Regions from separate parts of the Homo sapiens genome. Here all the other regions are linked to region 1. The links are chromatin contacts, found by Hi-C in ENCODE. All regions are on one chromosome and are shown on one strand. The core of a region is the stretch at or near the end of the contact, and the rest is flanking DNA. Distances in the headings are between cores, read along the strand shown.

Evidence for each region. A loop is a pair of places that touch in the nucleus more often than their neighbours do. Pooled maps may share reads with other maps.
Region 2: a loop to region 1 is called in a map of chondrocyte, with 3 times the contacts of the local background. The contact joins two enhancer-like sites. A Hi-C loop is called at or near these places in 2 of 168 maps with a recorded cell type or tissue (Calu3 and chondrocyte) and 2 of 50 pooled maps.
Region 3: a map of Calu3 shows a loop between it and region 1 (2.4-fold over the local background). The contact joins two enhancer-like sites. A Hi-C loop is called at or near these places in 2 of 168 maps with a recorded cell type or tissue (Calu3 and PC-9) and 2 of 50 pooled maps.

Annotation. Positions count from the first base shown.
Region 1 is chr6:20,875,485-20,879,252 of GRCh38, forward strand. The region is part of intron 9 of CDKAL1 (CDKAL1 threonylcarbamoyladenosine tRNA methylthiotransferase); the gene reads left to right. Among named protein-coding and RNA genes, the nearest start is that of CDKAL1, 340 kb to the left of the region's middle. RefSeq lists enhancers at 1,597-2,796, 2,140-2,369. Within about 2 kb of position 2,012, at least 17 of the 41 ENCODE cell types and tissues checked have a DNase peak (open chromatin) inside an H3K27ac peak, as active enhancers do; they include PC-9, where a contact is called at or near this core.
Region 2 is chr6:23,649,036-23,652,803 of GRCh38, forward strand. No RefSeq gene overlaps it. Among named protein-coding and RNA genes, the nearest start is that of NRSN1, 480 kb to the right of the region's middle. Within about 2 kb of position 1,801, at least 4 of the 41 ENCODE cell types and tissues checked have a DNase peak (open chromatin) inside an H3K27ac peak, as active enhancers do.
Region 3 is chr6:22,879,289-22,883,056 of GRCh38, forward strand. No RefSeq gene overlaps it. Among named protein-coding and RNA genes, the nearest start is that of LINC03005, 160 kb to the left of the region's middle. Within about 2 kb of position 1,868, at least 5 of the 41 ENCODE cell types and tissues checked have a DNase peak (open chromatin) inside an H3K27ac peak, as active enhancers do; they include PC-9, where a contact is called at or near this core.

The DNA.
Region 1 (3,768 bases), core at 762-3,261:
TGTTTCAGTATGTACAGTTATAATATTTCATGTTCACCATTGTCTCTGAGATGTGGGGAGGGGGGTTGGAAGATTGATTCCAGGAGAGGGCAGCAGCGCTGTAAGCATTTAATTTGGGTATATCCTTTCTCTGTTCCCTTGGCTTTTAAAAATTAAGTAATAATGTGTTCTCTGTCTCTATTACCTTCACTAATGAAAAAAAATAGGGTCTGTAAAGCTATTTAATAATCTTACAATTTATTAATTTATTAGTTTCACATTACTAAACATGGCAATTGTGGAAAATACAAAGCTACTGAAAATTATCCTCATATATAATAGATCTATTTGAAACATTTTGGTATGATTTAGACCCAGTTTTGTCCTGACTCTGTGTGTGATTTGTATAATAAGAAATTGAAAAAAAGGCTTACTAGCTTAAATAGCTTTAAAAATATAAACTGTGGGAACATAGGACTAATTGGGCTTGTTGAAAGAATTTTTAACAGATAAACATTAATTTTTATTAAGCACAGACCGAATTGAAAAAGGCTAAACTTACATGTTAAAATAATTTGGCAATCTAACTGCAGATTCAAAATTTCTGAAAATGTAAATAAATTAAAATGTAGGCAGTGTTTTACCATCTGTAATGAATTAGCATTCCATTTTTACCAGCTGCTGCTGGGGTTTTTGAAGCTGACTCAGGATCTGAGCACCCTGGTGGGTTTCTGCTGATAAATATAAGAACCTGTAGTTTAAAACTGGCAGAGCTGGACTGGGGATTAGAAAAGTCACTGCAACTTTAAGCAGCAGATTCTTTCACTTGGGGCAGGATGTAAGGGTGTACTTTCTCTAAAGATGCCGTCAGTACAAATGCGGAGGATAGATTACTACTGCTTGCTGCTAACATGACAGGACATTCAGGGTGCCACTACTGTTGAGTGTGGAGTCAGCCTTGGAGGAAAAAATCCCCAAAACCTTCTTTGGCAATTGTCTCTTATGTAGTGGACATATTTTAGGCAAAATGACAGCATTTGTGCATTGATGGGATTAATGCTTCATTCTAAGGATTAAATTCGTTAATATTTTTTCTTTGTGTACTTTTTTATTCCTAAAACTTTTATTTTGAGCATGCAGGAGACAGGGATTTCTTGGAAAGAATATGAATTTTGAAGTCAGGCAGACCTAGATATGAATGCAAATTCTGTTGCTTCTTAGCCACTTGTAACAGGCAGGCGTAGAATTCAGTGTGTAATCATTAAACATTTTGTTTTCTTTCCTCACATTGGTGAGGATAGTTTTCTTTTGAGTATTTGCTTTAGTGCCTTTAATTAATGAAAAACAACTAGTTAAAAGGTTGGCTAATTCCTTTATGATATACACACACACACGTACACACAGAGCTACCTATCTCCTCTCTTACTTTTTATTGTCAGTCTTTTTATTACAAATTAGTCTTCTACATATTATAAATTTAAATGCTAACTAGAACCAGCTAAAAAGTCAATACACTTGTTCAATCAACACTTTTATTTAACACATAGTATGTGCTGTGTATTGGAAGGTCTGGTGATGATGGTTCCAATTCTGGCCTTCTGAAGCTTATATTCTAAATGGAGGATGCTGTAGACTGCTGTGAATACGGTGGAATCAATAAGCATTTACATTGTGATGGGAAAGACTTTTGTGGTTAGGGAAGCATTCCTGCAGGCAGTGTTGTAAAATGTGGAGCACTTTACAAAAAATATGTTCATAATAGCAATTACGACTGAGGGATATGAAAACACCTCAACTGTTAAATAAGCATGGTGATTCTGACCTGGACAGATTTGTGAACGTCATCTACAAGTCTTTGCCATCTAATATCTGATGAGATTTAGGGATTTTTAGCCTAATATCTTGAAAGTATCCTTGGAGTTTTCAGATCCTCACTTTGTCCAAACTTGCTGTCCTGTTCCTGTTTTCACAGAAACTTCAGGTGTCCTCACAGGCTGACTAGGACCAAGGTATACCTATCTGACCATTATGCGGGCCAGTCTGAGGTCACTGCCCTGGGGCTGAGACCTGTGTCACTGATTTACTAGTGACTCACTGTGTATTACCGCAGCTGGCCCTTGACTCTGCTTCCTCAGCTGTAGTTCAGTATGAACTCAGAAAACTTGTTTGTGACCCGAAATTAGTTCTGTGTTCATTTCTTACTCTTACTCATGCACACATGACTCATGACTTAGTCCTTGTTTTAAACTTGTGCATTAGGGTAGCTCTGAATTATGTCCTCCTTCTCCTAGAAGCAGAACCTCTTATCCTGTTTTGACTTGGCCCTTGACTGCTTAAAATGTCTGTAGTTGGCTTTGTATGGTTATAATCCTAGCCCCTTAGGCTGGGAATTTTGGCCATCTGTGGTCTCTATTTCTAGCCTTAGCCCTAACCACCCCACTTCCTGCTGCTCCTGTCAAATGCACTTACTTATACTTTTCCGTATGTGTCTCAAGCTTTCCTACAAAGATGATGGGTCTTTGCTGACCCTATTTCTTTCGTTCAGGATGAGCTCAAAATTACCACATTAGTTTTGAAACTTGCTCTAATTTCTCCTACCAGGAGGAATTTCTTCCTTCTTGGCAATACTGTGGTATTTAATGGTATTTTACTGTTTTGCACTTTGTATTATACTTATTTGTGTTATGTCTTGTCGCCCCTACTAGACTGTAAGATGATTTTATCTGTATACCATTAAGTGTCTCATACATACAGATTCTCAGTAAAATTTTGCTGGTGGAATGGAGTGGAGACCCAGGCTTTAGATAGTAACTGGGAACAACAAGATCGAATTTCTTATCTGTTCGTACCTAATAAGCTCCTCTCTCCCCTCGCCCATAGGCTTTGCTTACCTGTCACAGAACCTACCCTGCCTTTTTTCCTACATGCGGTATTATTGTCCTGAACTCCTTCAAGTGTTAAGTAAATCAGTAAATCTTTAAAGCCAACCTTAGCGGCCAGGTGCAGTGGCTCACGCCTGTAATCCCAGCACTTTGAGGGGCGGAGGCCGGCGGATCACTTGAGATCAGGAGTTCAAGACCAGCCTGGCCAACATGGTGAAACCCCGTGTCTACCAAAAACATAAAAAATTAGCCGGGTGTGGTGATGCATGCCTGTAATCCCAGCTATTCAGGAGGCTGAGGCGCTTGAACTCGGGGAGTGGGCGGAGGTTGCAGTGAGCTGAGATCATGCCACTGCACTCCAGCCTGGGTGACAGAGCAAGACTCTGTCTCATAAATAAATAAATAGCTAACCATAGCAACTCTATCAGATTTTAAAGAAATATCCCCCTTCGGCAGGGCATGGTGGCTCACGCCTGTAATCCCAGCACTTTGCGAGGCCAACGTGGGCGGATCACCTGAGGTCAGGGGTTCAAGACCAGCCTGGCCAACATGGTGAAACCCTCTCTATACTAAAAATACAAAAATTAGTCAGGCATGGTGGCGGGCGCCTGTAATCCCAGCTACTCGGGAGGCTGAGGCAGGAGAATCACTTGAACCTGAGAGGCAGAGGTTGCAGTGAGCCGAGATCGCACCATTGCACTCCAGCCTGGGTGACAGAGCAAGATTCTATCTCATTAAAAAAAAAAGAAAAAAATAATAAATAAATAAAAGAAGTATTCCCCATTGGTGATTGTACCAAAAGGATATAGAAATACCTGCCTAGTCCCTAGGACTGATGTACAGGTGGACTCTTTGCATTTCTGTAGAGAACCCACAAAACCTCTAGTACCAGTGACAAAGTCAGGCT
Region 2 (3,768 bases), core at 551-3,050, 2.8 Mb after region 1:
GTTACTGACTCCCCACTATGAGTATAGCATTGAACTAATCATGAAAAAGTGGAAACAGAGATAAACATATAAGTTGAATACACTAATGCATTCTAGCATAAGCACATAAAAGCATTCTTATTTGTACCCTAAGTGAATAACAGTTTAGATTAAAAATTGATGAAGTTGTGTTAGGACCAAGAGGTTGTAATAATAGCTTTGTTCATTCAAAGTAGTCTTCATGAAGAATACGAGGCTGGGTGTTTTTCAAAACAGGTATGTATGAAGAAGGAATAATTTTCTAGATCATAACAAATATTAACACATTTTGAAGGGTGCATTGTTTATTGCTTAAAAATTCCGTTACTAGTTATTTGCCACAATAATTGGGGATGTAGCAATGAAGATTTCCATTGCAATGCTAATTAGAATAGCTAAATAATTTTGACATTCAAAGATATCAAACTACAGGGGACTGCCCCAGCATCTCTTGAAGTTGCATAATTGGCACGGTGGCTGCACCCTCTTCTAAGATATGTAGATAGTGCCCCAAGATGAGGGGTGTAAAAGCCTGGATGCTGTGGAAGCCGTCCTGACTGTTGAGAAGAACCAGAAGCTGGTCCTTCTGTATCTGCTTGCCCTGGGTTCTGCCCGCACAGACTCTATCTTGGTGACTTCCTAGAGAGCCATTTCCTAGACGAGGAGGGAAAAAGAACTCAGCAAGAAGACCGGTGACCACCTGTCCACCCTTCACAGGCTGGACTGGGCCAGTCTGTCTTCCAAAACCTCCCCGTGAAGCAGCACTGGAAGGCTCTGGAGCCCGTGTCGTTTGAGAAGCTTCTCTGCATCGCCTGGTACCAGGGCTTCTGGTACCTCCATCCACTAGGCAGCTGTTTAAGTACCTCCAGGGTATTTAAAAAGCTCCAGGCCCTGTGTCTCAAGCTGTGAACCAGTTGGAGACAATAAAGCCTTTTGCAGCAAAACCAATAAATAAAGATATAACCACATAAAATGCCAGCCAGATATTATTTGTTACTAACATATTCATAACATACTTTTAGAGAAAAATAATTTGTTTACAAAATAAACTGTACCGTGTGTGTGTGTGTGAGAGACAGTGAGAGAGTGAGAGAGAGAGAGAGACAACTTAATATATTCCCAAATTGTGGGGTTTTTCAGTTTTTCGTATTTTTTGGTTTTACATTTTTTACAATAAGCATATTGCTTCCACAGTTGGAAATAAGTTGTTCTAGTTTTTATTAAAATAAACAAGAGAGTACAGGATGAGCTGTGAACAACTTTAGATTTGGGAGGGATGCTATATCAAGGGCTTATCAAAAGGCCATCTTACTCTCCTCTCTTTTAACGAAGGCCTCTCAGTAATGCCTTCTCGATTTATTTTCCCTTTTCTCCTCTCCAAAGCATTCTTCAACTTGTTTATGGCCAGGTATTTTGTTTCCTATTGATTACTTGCTTTTTAGTACACCATGCAATGGTGTGCCCCCAGGATGGATATCTAACAGAATCAAGGCTGCTTCAGACTAGTGACATCTTTGTCGAAGGTAACGCAGCTTGACCCTGTGGAAAAAGCAGCTGCTTTGGGTAAGGAGAGCCGTGAGGAGTGAACACTTAAGGGCTTGGAGAGAAGAAAAACAAGCATAAAGGTAACAACCACAATTTTTAGAGAAGGAAGATAAAGGAAATCTGATTTAAAGCTATCTCCTCAGTCAGCTCAGCCTAATGGGTCCTGGCATTCTGGGTGGCACTCTCATGCATCCACGAGGGGACTGGGGTTCAAGGAGCAATCAGATTTAAGACAATTGGCATTCAGCCTCCGCGAGGAGCAGGGACAGAGGGCTCTTTGTTGAATCAGGCAGCCAGAGAGTACCTTGTGCTGAGCAAGATCTGGATTAAGGGCGTGCATGCTCGCTTGTCACAAATGTTTTATTGTGTGTCTGGGCAAGTCATTCTCACTTGTTAAGGAACAGCCAGGGTTTTGTTCTGTATGGGCCTAAAATAAACCAGAAAAATCAGAGGGCCTTAGGGTGGGAGGGAGCAGGAGGAGTAAGAGTTCAGGTTTATGGTCTATTTCTGTTTGGTTAGCTCTTTGGCTTTTTGAATAAAAAACTTCCCAGGGATTTTAAGGTTTAAAGTCTTCATTATCTCTAATTTTAAAGGGTCATTTATGCTGATAATTCTTAAATCTCAACTGGAATAAGAAATTCACTCGTTATCTCAATATAAATGTCATCTTGGTAAAGTGCATTACATAAAATCAAAGTGTCTTAACTCTGACACACCAGATCAGCTGAGTTAAGACAATGGCAACCAGTGAAGCGGCCTATTTTGAGTGTAGTTTTCCTTCATATTTTTTTATCTATGTCTCCTTTCGAAAAATATAAAAGTCTCACAGACACAGTTATTTGAAATACCACTAACGCAATGAAAAACAAATCAAACACTGGGAATGTTTGCTTTTATTTTTTCCCAAACTACACATTCTCGTTTCCCCATTCTGACATTTCCCCAAATCTACCACCTCCTCCCAGGACTGTGTGATCCCTATTGATAACCAGTAATTGTTTTCATGTAATCAGAAAATCTGATCTCTAATCTCAAGCACTGTTTTAACTTAGCTGCCTCCTGTGCTTGCATAAGTTACTTATTCTCTCCAGATCTCAATTTTTCCATCTATCAACTGTGGATGCTATAACCTGTCTTTTTATCTAACAGGGTTGCTGAGATTCAAGAATGACAACAAATTTTAAGACACTTTGTGAAATAGAGAACAATAGGAGTTATGATGTAAGGCCTTCAACTTTGTCATTGAAGTATAGCTAACACACAAAGTCCACATCCTACCCCAAGAAGGAACAGTAGAGCTTACTCACAGTGTCCTTTACCTCTGGGCATCTCAAAAGGACAATTGAAAAAACTGTAAATGTGCTCATTGCTTTTGAGAGAGTCACAAAGTTTAGGGCATGGCTTAAGCCCAAGAAAATTAAGCAGCCTGTGGAAGAGGATAGAGATGATTGCACTGGATGTAGCTAAAGATGGCAAAGTGTTTGCCAATGAACAGATGTAGACCTTGAAGGAGAAGAAGACAAGGTGGGCTGCTCTTGCTTCCTGTATACTAGGATCACAGAGAGGGATGGTGTGCCGGAGGTCCAGACGTATGTGCTAAGTTGCTAACAGCTGCTGAAAGAACCAAAATAACCACTGGAATAGAAATGCAGCCTCCCAAGGCAAGACTCTCCTTGACATGCACAGTCCCCAGCAATGACTGTCAGCAACAGCAAATGACAGCATCCCAAGACGTAAGAGATGAGTTTTAGCCATCTACAAGACCTAGAGAAAAGAAAACCAGATGGCCAAGTAAGATTGCCCTATTCCCTTTCCCAGTCCTCTCTTCTCACACTTAACATTGGTGGATCTGTAATGTGTGCTTGCTAAAGCTGGAGGAGGTGAGGAGGTGAGGAGGTGACTGAGAAGCAGGCAGAAACCTATCCCAGGGCCTTTTCCCAGGCCAGGCAAACACCAACCTAAAGTTAGTCGAGAGTAAGAAATCCTTTTCAATAAAAACTAAAGCATTTATTAATATTTTGGCCTGGACACATTCTACTTACTGAAGCACACTGTATTTAGTGACTTAAAGTGATTATGGATCTTTCTAGGTAAGAGTAGTCACGTGGTTTACCCACATTTCCATCCTGAGACAGAAGATAATTATGCACCTGCCCATTTCACCTTGAATAATTTTAAAGGGATGAGAAAATAAAATTGTTTCTA
Region 3 (3,768 bases), core at 618-3,117, 2.0 Mb after region 1:
TTTTCTGAGATATCTGGGCTATTTTAGCTTGAAGATGAACTCATACACAGTTGTAGGTCCAGGTCGGGGTCCTCTACGTATTCTTCATCCACACAATATCTGGGAATGGCCTTCTCAAAACATAGACCTGAAACGAAAATTGTTGCTAAATGCTCTTCCAGTTTTGCTTATACCTTTCTCTGTCACCTCAACAGGAATTTTCTTGCCCAAATATGAAGCTCTTCGTACTAAGTAGGTATCTGTTGTTAGTGGTTAAGAGCATACCCCCTTCCAGAATACTGGAGTTAAAGGCATGATTGCTTTACATAATTCATATTTGAGCTTGGGAAAGTTATTTTTCTTCTCTGAATCTGCTTCTCCATGTGTAAAACATGAATAAAATATTACCCACTCTATGGGGACTAATGAAAATAAAATGCATTCGACGTAGTGAGCACATGCTGGCACGCAGAAAAGTAAAAATTATTAGCTATAATTGTGACTTGAACTGGATTTAGAGAAAATGTGATAATAATTTCACTGGCAGAAGTGGATTGGTACTATGTCCTCAAATTGGGTTGGGTCCTGTTGTGTATAAAATGGGCCGGGCGCGGTGGCTCATGCCTGTAATCCCAGCACTTTGGGAGGCCGAGGCAGGAGGATCACCAGGTCAGGAAATCGAAACCATCCTGGCTAACATGGTGGAACCCCGTCTCTACTAAAAATACAAAAATTAGCCGGGTGTGGTGGCGGGCGCCTTGTAGTCCCAGTTACTTGGGAGGCTGAGGCAGGAGAATGGCGTGAACCTGGGAGGCGGAGCTTGCAGTGAGCCAAGATCGCGCCACTGCACTCCAGCCTGGGCGACAGAGTGAGACTCCGTCTCGAAAAAAAAAAAAAGATTCTATGAAATGAAGAGGCTAACAAGAAATTTGAAATTCCTCTTTTTCCGAGGATCAGAACTACTCCACCTTTATTATTTACATATAGTAATAAGGATCTGATTGATTTATTGGGGATCGTTGACTATTTATTAATTGTATGTATAAATCAGGTGTAATGTAATTTTCACATTTTTGGCAGTTGAAATGTCATAAGTGCTATTTTTTTCCCTAACTTTTTCACTGTTTCTAACATAAGTGAAATGAAAATTAGGAACTTTAAAGACCAGGATTTACCAAATGGCATTGCAAGACCATATGCACTAGCCTGAGAAGTAACGTTATTCCTTTCATGGTTCTTTGATGCCATGTGGACACACACAAGAATCATTATGACATATAAATTATATATACTATTTTTTAATTATAATTTCTTCCATTAAAAGTTTCCACAATATGCTATGCAATGCTTAATTGGACATTTTAAAGAAATAATTATTTCAGGTTTAATTAATCTTAGCCCTTGTTGGCATATGTTGCATAACTTTTAACTGGAAACTGCTAGTTTTATGACAGTAGAAACAAGCTAACAAAGGAAAAATTAAAACTACCACAAAAACTTAATACCCGTCCCTAATTTTATAAACATATCAAAATAAATGCCTTGGTTTCCTTTTTGATTACTCAGTAACTGAGTTATGCGTGTACAGTAGGCCTATCTCCCAGAAGATATCACTGGCTCTGAAGGGAAGCTTCAGACTCTCCTCTCAGAAAGCCAGAATGTTGTTTCATAGAATTTAATCTAGTCCTAGAAATCAAACCCTACATAATAGTTTTGACTACCATGGCATTCTTTGATTTGTTAACTGTGCTCTCTCTGTTTTCCCTTTGAAAGCTTGTAGAATATTTTATAATTAAAGGAACGAGCAACCTGAAAAGATCTTTTTTTCAGCTTGATATTCCATACATGTATGTTTAATCTCTGCCTCTGACTCACTGCCTACTTTCTGTGATACTGAGCAGAGAGAATGCCAGGACTGTAGGGAATGTACCAAAACCACTGAGGTCACTTTATAAACAGAGTGTGTTTAAAGGAGGTTTAAAGAGATCCTAGGAAATGTGAGACCCATAGAAGTTCTGCCCAGGGAATAGATACCCCCACCCCCTCACTTACTAATTCTCTCTTGCTCAATCCATGGAAAAAGATTCAATCAGACAAGTTTCTGAGTTTAAGGTCAATTTGAAATTCTTTTCCTACCTCTTTTCATTTTTTCCAAGCCAAACATTTTACTGGCTCTGAGGCAAAAGCATAGAAGTTTATCCTTACTTGCCCTAGACACCCTGTTATTTTCATTTTAAATAACCAGTTTCTATGCTTGGAGCTTTTAACCCACTGAGCGAGATTTCTCTGGATTTTCTCTCCTCCAATTTGTCTCAATTTGTACTACTTTTTAAAAACACAGGCCAGTGTGTCCGATTTTGCTTACCCACACGCAACCAGCATCATACTCCACCTGTAAGGGTTTCTTTCCAGCGATTGCCCTAATTTTCACCTCGTCTTTGTAGTAGAAGTCCTATAAACATTGTCTATAAAGACAGTCTCAATACTTTTATCTCCTATTTTCTCTTTGATCTATTTTGACTAGGTCTTTGTTCCCACAAATTAATTGATACTCAAAAAAGTCACCGATGACTTCTATCTTACAAAATCCCATGGTCATAGGTATAAAATCTAAAACTATAAAATTTCTGGAAGAACATTAGGAAAAATTTTTAAACGTGTGTTAGTTAAGCAAAGATTTCTTAATTGTGACAGCAGAAGCAGGATTTATGAAAGAAAAAATGATATTTTGGGCTTAATCAAACTTAGAAACCTCTGCTCTTTGAAGAACATTAGTAAGAGAATAAAAAGAAAAGCCACAGACTCTGAGAAAATATTTGCAAAGTAGATAACTGATAAAAGTCTGGTGGACAGAATACATACAGAATATTCATATCTCACTAATAAGGGAACAACAAATTCAATGAAAAAAATGGATAAACGATGTGAATGGATAATCCACCAAAGAAGATAATAGAGTTGGAAGATAAGTACATGAAAAGATGCTCAGTATCATTAGTCATTAGGGAAATGGAAATTAAAACGACAATGATATGCCATCTTTTAGGATGGCTAAAACTAAAAGAAAAAAACCTATATAGCAACTAGAATTCACTTATATTGCTGGTAGTCATAAAAAATGGTTTAACAACTTTGAAAAGCAGTTTTAACATTCAGGTTTTTTTTTTTTCATAAAATTAAACATACAATTATCATATGACCCAGGAGCTAAGTATTTACTCAAGTGAAATGAAAACCTATGTTCAAACAAAAATTTCTATGTGAATATTTATTGTGAATTCATTTGTCACTTTCAAAACTGAAAGAATCATCAGTAGCGGAATGAAGAAACAAATTGTGGTCCATCTATACACTGCAATGCTACTCATCAGTAAATACAAAGGAATTACTGATATGTGTAATAAGAAGATGAGTCTCAAAGGCTTTATACTAAGTAAAAACAGTCAGATTCAAATGGCCACATGCTGAATGATTCCATTTATAGGACATATTGTGAAACTACAGAGGCAGAAAACAGATCTGTCGCTAGCTATGGGGAAGGTGTTGGCTACAAAAAGCCACAGGATATTTGAGTCCTGATAAAAGTTCTATGTGATGATTATGGTGGTGATAATACAACTGTGTATGTTTCTGAAAACTTGCAGAACTTTAAGCCAGAAAGAGTATTTTACTTTATGTAAATTTTACCTTAGTGAAAAAAAAGGCTGTGGACATTTACCCCATAAACAGCTATGATAACTGATTATCATTCAAAAATAATCTAGGGGTTAATTCTAAGTCTGCACCTTA